Regions from separate parts of the Homo sapiens genome. Here region 1 is linked to region 2. Evidence: chromatin contacts called from ENCODE POLR2A ChIA-PET data. All regions are on one chromosome and are shown on one strand. Each heading gives the region's core, a stretch centred on a gene start or an enhancer-like site at or near the end of the contact. The rest is flanking DNA. Distances are from core to core; before and after follow the strand shown. Region 1 overlaps ST7 (suppression of tumorigenicity 7). Region 2 overlaps ST7 (suppression of tumorigenicity 7).

Evidence for each region. ChIA-PET counts read pairs that join two places held with the same protein, here RNA polymerase II (POLR2A).
Region 1: POLR2A ChIA-PET joins it to region 2 with 20 read pairs in BJ. The contact joins two enhancer-like sites. POLR2A ChIA-PET finds 5 or more read pairs at or near these places in 4 of 52 experiments (BJ, K562, OCI-LY7 and 1 more).

What each region holds. Positions count from the first base shown.
Region 1 is chr7:117,156,059-117,160,638 of GRCh38, reverse strand. All of the region lies in intron 9 of ST7 (suppression of tumorigenicity 7), which reads right to left. Among named protein-coding and RNA genes, the nearest start is that of ST7-AS2, 13 kb to the right of the region's middle. RefSeq lists a silencer at 1,231-1,611. Within about 2 kb of position 2,883, at least 7 of the 41 ENCODE cell types and tissues checked have a DNase peak (open chromatin) inside an H3K27ac peak, as active enhancers do.
Region 2 is chr7:117,007,288-117,011,555 of GRCh38, reverse strand. All of the region lies in intron 1 of ST7 (suppression of tumorigenicity 7), which reads right to left. Among named protein-coding and RNA genes, the nearest start is that of MIR6132, 11 kb to the left of the region's middle. RefSeq lists an enhancer at 471-550. Within about 2 kb of position 2,200, at least 2 of the 41 ENCODE cell types and tissues checked have a DNase peak (open chromatin) inside an H3K27ac peak, as active enhancers do.

The DNA.
Region 1 (4,580 bases), core at 1,634-4,133, 150 kb before region 2:
ATATGTATGTGTATATGTAATATATACATATGCACAAACTCATATTTGTGAGGGATGTGTATATGGATGGATGGATGGGAGACAGAGAGAGAGAGATGAAAGGGATTGTCACGGGAGAGAGGGCACATTATAGAAGTCAAGAGCAGCACCACTTTTGCAATCAGATAGATCTGGGTTGATACCCAGGGAAAGTGAAGTTTCTTAGCACCAGGTGAGCTCATTTTCCTCATCAGTAAGACGGGGATAACACCTAGCTCCCACTACATGTAGAGATCCCACACAGACACATAGGGAGTCATTATCCATAAATAATGTTGACACAGATATAGTACATTTTCAAAGGGCTATTTGATTTGCTACATGTGAATAGTTTTGTTTTCTTTCTTTCTTTCTTTTTTTTTTTTTTGAGACACAGTTTCACTCTGTTGGTCAGGCTGGAGTGCAGTGGGGCAATCTTGGCTCACTGCAACCTCCGCCTCCTGGGTTCAAGTGATACTCCTGCCTCAGTCTCCAGAGTAGCTGGGATTACAGCTACTCTGGAGGCTGAAGAATTAAATTAAATTAAAATTAGCCACACACCCGGCTAATTTTTGTATTATTAGGGAGACAGGGTTTCACCATGTTGGCCAGGATGGTCTCGAACTCCTGATCTCAGGTGATCCACCCGCCTCAGTCTCCCAAAGTGCTGGGATTACAGGCATGAGCTACCGCGCCTGGCTTGCTTTTTTGTTTGTTTTGTTTTTTGAGACGGAGTTTCTTGCTCTGTCGCCCAGGCTGGAGTGCAGTGGCATGATCTCGGCTCACTGCAACCTCCGCCTTCTGGGTTCCAGCAATTCTCCTGCCTCAGCTTCCCAAGTAGCTGGGACTACAGGTGTGTGTCACCATGCCTGGCTATGCTATATGTGAATAGTTTTCATTTTTTAGTTGCACAATAGAACATAACTCGATTTATTTATTTTAAAATAATGTACCAAATAAATACTTGGTAACATAATTAGCCTTTCTATTACAAAAAGACCACAGTCCCCATATCAAGCTTTGAATGAAAGCATATGATAAAGGCCTGTTTTCTATCAGCTAAGTCATTCTAAATAAATCTTTAAACATGCTCACTATCTAGCATAGTTCTGTTTATTTATTGCCCGCTATCTTCTCCACACTGGTAATTGCTTTCTCCTGGCAGCAAGAAATTTATATGCCCTGTTTTGCCCAAATATTACAGCTCAAATAGAGTGAAAACGCTAACTCTCCTGTGAGTCCTCTAATACCTATGGGGAAGAACATGGGATGGGCCAAGGATAGAATTTCAGTTTCAATTTTACATCATCTGGCTATTGTCAGTTCAAGTTTATTTCAATGGAAGAATCTGAGGCACTTCTGAGGTTAACATTTATGAGCTCAAATGGGAAAAAAAGGCAGAGTTAATTCACTGGATTTGAAATACTCTATGGACATAATTTAGAACTACGGTCTGTATGCTTTTTCTCAGCTGACTTACAGGATGAAAACAACAGTTTAAACCTTTCAAGTTTGATTTGTATCTATTTAAGCATTTTATTAGTTCAGCTATGCATGTATTGTTCCTTGAGTGAGAAAGGCAATGGGAAAATTCTTACATACTTTAAGGCAGAGGTAACTAAAAGAGATCCTCAGCCAGCCAGATTCCTACTGAGGTCAATACAAGCTTGGGCTAATTAAAGTTTATAGAATTTGGCCTGTATCATATTCAAAGAGCAGATACTATTTTGTTATAGTTGCAAGTTTGACATTATTTAATTATAGTTTCAAATAAAGGCATAAATAGAAAATAGAAAAGACACTGTATAATGCATGGTTATTATTTTGCCAGTAATTTTTACTGACACTAAGGGCCATGAACAGAAGAATGAATTGTTTACCAGAGTCCTCAGAGGCCCACGAGAGTTCCATTTATACAGATCAGTATAAAATGCAGTACTGAGTCCTGAGAGGCCTAAACATACACTAGTAGAAAATGTCATTTTTCACAACTAATCTAAATATTAAGCTGCATCCATTGAAAAGTAATATGGTCAATATATGATCCGCATGTTCACTAGTTCACCAGTTAACAAGTTCTTCACTGAACTGAGCGCATTAAGTAAATGCATCCATCATTGAGAACTAAAGAGAAGTAACAGTTGCAGGCATGCTGATGATCTTCCAATGAGAGTTTTGTATCTCCCAAAGACTCAAAGGGCTGGAAGGTTATCTAAATAATTATCTACTTTTCCTGTCAAAACTGTGATCCGTTTAGTCCAAAGAGGAAGCTTTTCCTTAAAAATTAAAATGAATGAGACAAGCTTTGCATTTATGCACAGCCCAACAAAAATGTTTTCAGTGTAAAACTTCCTTTTCCGTTTGTTTCTCAATCAGATAAAAACAACAAGCAAATCTGGTCAAAACTTGGAAATCTTCAAAGATTGTCCTCCACTTCTACCTGCCTCAGTGACAATTCTTTACCTAACTTTAAGACATCTAAGAACTTTCCAAAATCAAAGGTCTGACAGCACCACTGTTTTATCTATGTTATTAGGGAGGAAATTTCTGTACTCTAAACTCTATGGCAAACTGCAGTTTCACAAACCCCAGAGTGAGGTTGTTGGGGAGGAGGGCAGGAAAGAAGCTGGTCTCATGCTGTCTTGGGGAAAAGAACGATTTATAACCTCCTCAAAACTGATGGGTAACTCTGAGTAAAACATTTCTTTCTCATCTTAAACAGCTTAAAACAGGGCTGTGTCCTAGCCCGGAGATCATGAACAAACCCGAGCAATTTGATGCATATTTTGAATGGCTTGGAAGCAGGCCCACAGACAGAGGGCGATAAGCATTCCTCCCCCTCTGTGATGACATGGCACTGCTCTCCTGTGCCAAGAGTGGCCTCAACAAGCAGCTAACCACACTGGCCAACAATTACTGTCAGAAAGGACTTTTTATGCCAAAACCACTATCATTGTGTTTGGCAGGCATCCTTCCACATTCACATGGGTAATAGTAAATAATTCTATTCAGTAGATTAATGCATATGGTTATCTGGGGCACAGTTAACAAATATTCATGCTGGCAGGCATCTCATGACAGGGTCATGCTGAAAGTTAACTATTATAGAAGATTCTTCTATGGCAATAGGCAGAAGGTTGGTACTCCAACCTCTGACATTCATCTACACACTGCTCTTCACTTTGCCTTCTAACATTCTCTTTGCTCCCCAAGTCTTTCCACTGAACCCTCCTGGAATCTGAGTCCATGAAACACACATTCCCCAACACGTCCACATGCTATTTACAGAAACCAGCCTGAGTTCACTGCTTCTTTTGCAGCTGTTGAGTTACCCCAAAAAACTTTTGTCTATGAGGCAGGATGTAGGGCTGGCTTCTCCTCGTTGCCCAAAGTGCATCCAGATCATTAATGCTCAGCCCTTGGGCAGCAGTTCTTGCCCCTCAGAAGCTCATGCCATCATGTTTCCAGCACCTGCCAGCATTCTCTTACCATGTATTCTACCAAGTAACAGACCCGCATACACTGAAGATTTTGGTATCTGGCTACATATTCTTACTCTTGACCTTAAGCCTTACCCTCCACAAAGATAATTTCAGTCTATGTGAACATCCCATCTGGTAACCTAGACTCTTAGTGTTTTACCTTCTCAAAATAAGAAGACTCCATAGTCAAATTCCAGACCTTGACGTTATCTAGATATGTTCCTTTAAAATTCAACTGTGCAATGCTCTGACCATAACATACTGCTCTCCGGTTATCTCACACCATTACTCCCACTAAACTTCCTCTGTAATTTCACTGAGACCACCAGTGCCTTGTCCTCTCTACTTTTTTGTTCTTATCTTTCTTGGGCCACTCTCATTTCTGTAAAAATTCTTTTTTCTTTAAGCCCCCATGTTAACACACTTTCCTGGTTTTACTCTTGCCTTTCCAGCTGCTCCTGCTCAGAAGCCACTGGATGCTTCTCCTCTGTCAATGTTGGAGACCACTGGGACTCACTTCTTAATCTTCCCTCTTCTCTATCTCTCCACATACATGATCCTATTCAACATCATGGCTTTAAATCCTGTATATGTTGATAACTCCCAAACTCCTCACCTCTGAGTTCCAGGCCTCCATCCAATTTCCTTCCTGCAATACCTACCTGGAGCTATAATAGGTATCTGAAACTCTACATGACACAAGCACAATGCCCACTGTACCATTTAAAACCCGTCCCTCTCCTAGTCATCCTTCTTTCAGTAAATGGTATGACCACCACCAAGTTGATTAGGCTAAAAAGCTGTGCACTTTTAACTTTCCTTGATTATACCATTTCTTTTTTTCCACAGCCAATCTATTCGATTCATTTTACAAATAGTTACTGAGTAGTTACTGTGTATCAGGCACTATTGTACTGGGATACAGTAATAGGCATAAAAAATTCTTGTCCTCATGAAAATAGCATTCTGGGGAAAGGAAAAATGGAAAATAAGCAAATAAATAAAATCCATAGACTGTCAGATCATGATAAATTTTGAGGAGAATAAGTAAAGCAGGGAAATGGGTTCGTGAATGTTGGT
Region 2 (4,268 bases), core at 951-3,450:
TTACCTCTCTGATCTAAGATAAATTCTAGAACCCCTGTATGTATCTGTTCCTTCACTGGTAAAATGAGGAGGTGGAACTGGAAAATCCCTAAGATCTAGTCCAACTTTAATAATCTTGGACTCTACTTTAAACCAATTACAGTCAGAGGAGAAAACTCAAGTAACTCCTGCTGATACCTACTCCTTTTCTAGCCCCCACTGTCCCCTCTTCTATCCTGCCAGGGCTTTGGGAACAGCCCCTCCTCAAAGGAGCCAGGATGTATTGTCCTAATTCAGCGTGTTTATGTTGGATGCTGATGTTCTGGGGAGCCTCCTCCTGTTTACAGGGACACTGTTCCTTTCTAGGCAGACCCCCAGTAACTCAGCCTGGTGGTAAGTAGACAGATACACACACACACATTAACACACACACACACACACAAAATACTTAAACTGTTGGAGGATCTGCCTACTAGAGGGTTCATGGCTCATGACCTGGTGGGTCACACCTCTTAGGACAATGTGGCCTGGGTGCCAGCAATAAAGCTTCTGAAGGAGACCATTCTTCCAGGACTTGATTGAGACAGCTGGACACAGAGTGTGAAGCTTTTCATAGAGGACAGCTCAGGGGCTGAGACATAGCTCTCCTCTCTTTCTCTTTCATGGCTTCCCTCCCTGGACTAGTGCCTGCCACGCGAGTCCACGGTCCTCTACCCTCCTCAGAGGAGAACGAGCATGGCTTCCACTTCACTCTTCCCTCTTAAATCAGAAAATCACAGCTTTATCATAATATCTTACATCGCATTTCCAAATTATACAATAACCGACTTTGTTATTACACATGTTTTAAAATACCAGGGTTGGATTATAAATGTTCACTCTATTTTTCTGCATTTCAGAAATGAAAATAGGGGGTTTTCCCTCTAGTCTCAATTCTCACCAACATGTGAGAGCTAAGTCAAAATGCCTTAAGGTTATGTCACATCCCAATTTCACCTTATTACTAAGTCAGAACAAACATTATCTAAGATATCTCATCTTGCTGCTCTCCCAGGCCTCTTACCACCCACTCCAGCCTGCATCTGCATCAGCATTTCCTTTTCATGTTTTGTCATCCTCATTGGCTTTGCTTACTGAGCCCCAAGTCTACCTCATGGCCTATCCCAAAATGTGAGAAGACTCCACTAAAAAAAGGATTATCTGGATGCAGAAGATTCCTAGAGCGTATGCCCAGCTCCTCCCATTACTGGGCTCTACTCCCAAGACCTCAAAATTTAAGTAAGCTAAGACAGATGAGCATCTAGCACTAACCAGATAAAAGAACTACCCTATGAAGTGAGGAGAGAATTCAGCTACTCAACTCAATATCATGACCCAGACCAGTGCTCCACATTCTCCATGGCACTAACCAGACTAGTTACTAGCTACCTAGAACCTAGAACCAAGGCAATGGTTCTGAGAAATTGTCAGTTACTTTCACAGATAACAATCATCCTTATTGAGCACAAAAGCATAATTATGACCAAACGCATGAGTAAAACATAATAAAAGATCTGCTTAACCAAACTCCAAACCTTCAGATAAGGGCTCTTTCTGGATACACAACACCTGTTTGTTGTTATGCTTTAAAAGGATGGTGGCAATAGTGGCAGGATCCCCGGTTCTCAGTGGCTGCAAAGCACAGATCTCTTACATGGTTGTAGGGCCACTCCCTTCTTACAGTGGCCTCAAGAGAACTAAAATCAAGTAACCACAGCTGGAAAAAGGAGGTAAATAACTTTTATAAGAGGTGCTGTGTGGTCTCCCTATCACTGATGTTTTAACTCTATCAGAAGATGACTATAAAAAAGGACATTGGGTTTATGTGTTTAAGGTTAGCCAATTAAAAAAAAATATAGCAATTAATCTTGATGTATAATTAGCAGTCATGAGAAACATTACTAAAGTTACTAAAATGCCTGATAAAAATAAGAAAGATTAAGATTTTCGTCCTACAAATATGAATCCAACAATAAATATGCTTATTCATTTTACATCCTGACAGTGATGGTCATTTTATATACATTTGAATCAAAGCTCTAGTGTAATGATCAGAATCAAACTATAGGTTTGTACAACAAACAGGGAGGTACCCAAGCCAGACATATCCCTCTGTAGAAAAGCTTCTTTAGGCAAACCACAGACCTTCCTGTGTGGTTTTGGTCTGTTCACATGATTGGCAAAAGGAACCACTGGAAAATAAGCAAAGAAAGTCATAAAAAATAGTCATGAATGGACTAGTGTGGGTTGTCCCAGAGGCCAAAAACAAAAAAAAAAAAACAAAAAAAAAGTGGAGAAGTTCTTTAAGGAATTTCTTAGCTGTAGCATACAGCTGCAGTTCTAGGTAAGCAAAGAAGATCACAAATTTCCATGGTACTACAAAACAAATCATTCTCAATGTTTTCTAGCAGGAGCTGGCAAATCCTTTTTATAAAGGGCCAAATAGTAAACAGTTTAGATTTTGTGGGACCATCTGTTCTCTGTCACAACTACTCTATTGTTTCAGTGCAAAAATAGTCATAAACAATACATAAATTAATGTAGCCATGTTCCAATAAAACTTTATTTATAAACTTTGAAATTAAATTTCTTGTAATGTTCACATATCATGACGTATTCTTTTGAAAATTTTTCAGCGATTTAAAAATGTTAAAAAAAAAGTTAGCTTATAAATCTCACAGAAACAGGCAGCCCATGGGCTACAGTTTGCCAAACCCTGTTCAACAATATTTACTGTGGTTGATTTGACCTTTCTCTGCAAGAGCTCTAATCTTCAATTAGGTCTCTGCCATTGACAAGACTCACGAAGATAATGGAATCCATCAACAACTGCCTGATTGCATCAGGGTCAGAAATTCAAGAAAAGTTTCATCCCAATTCCCTTCATTTCTGATGATACTATGAACAATACCTCATTCCCTATCACATTAGAACTGGTGATAAATGCTCAATTTCTGAGAAATTGTCAACTACTTTCCCAGATAAGGAAAACCACATACCTCCAATCCACATACATCTCTAGCCCTTGAAGATTATATAAAAATGGAAATCATGGGCTAAGATTTCCAAGTCTCTTCAATTATATTATAAGCCAGGAAAACTTTCTATAAAACATACTCATAGTGTAGAACACAAGTAATAGCTAGTTTGTCTGAGAAAATCTGACCCTGTTCACCAACAATTGCTGAAAGGGAATTCTTGAGAAACAAGAAACAGACTACAATCCTAACTGCACAGTTAATTAATTTGGTTAGACATTTCACAACAGTATCACTTCATTTATGAAATGAAGAACTTAAAATTATTTCTGAGGTTTTTTTCTAGCTCTAAAATACAACAATTCTGTAATGAGTTACGCTGATCATGATACCTACCTCATTAAGGGTTTCGGCAGATTTCTATTAAAGTTCACATGGATGACTTTTTTTGTCATTAGCCTTCAGATAAGAAGCAGATAATTTCCTCTCTGCTTTTTTGTCTCTGGTTTTTTGAAAGGCTATTGAAAATATATTTCTAATCAAGACAACTGCTACATTCTTAAAATTTTAACACAGATTCTTACAGTTTTAACACAGATATAGGTGATTCTAAGAGAAAATGTAGTGAAGTGTATTACTTGGAAAATGTTTCTAGAGACAGACATTTGTGCCTGTGCAACTATAGACTTCAAATTCATAGAGACAGAAAGTAGAATGGTGATTGCCAGAGGCAGGAGGAAGAAGAAAATGGGGAGTTGTTTAATGGGTACAGAACTTCAGTTTCGTAAAATGAAAAGAATTCTGAAGACTGGTTGCATGGCAATGTGAGCATGAGCTCCTAAGAAGACAGTCAGCCTGTCCTGTGAAGCTTTGAAGCCAGGCATTGACTTCTCTCCAGCTATGAAAGGCCTAGATGGCATCTTCCTCCAATATAACACTGTTTTCACCTACACTGAAAATCTGTTGTTGAGTGTAGCCACCTTCATCAGGTATCTCAGCTAGACCTTCTTGATAATTTGCTGCAGCTTCTACATTAACACTTGTACTTTACCTTGCACTTTTATGTTATGCAGATGGCTTCTTTCACTAAACCAAATAAACCAACCTCTGCTAGCTTCAAAGCGTTCCTCTGCAGCTTCCTCACCTCTCTCAGCCTTCATAGAACCCCTGAAGAAATTAAAGAGAGTTCCTTGCTCTAAATTAGACTTCGGCTTAAGGGAATGTTATGGCTGGTTTGATTTTCTATCAGACCACTCTAACTTTCTCCATATA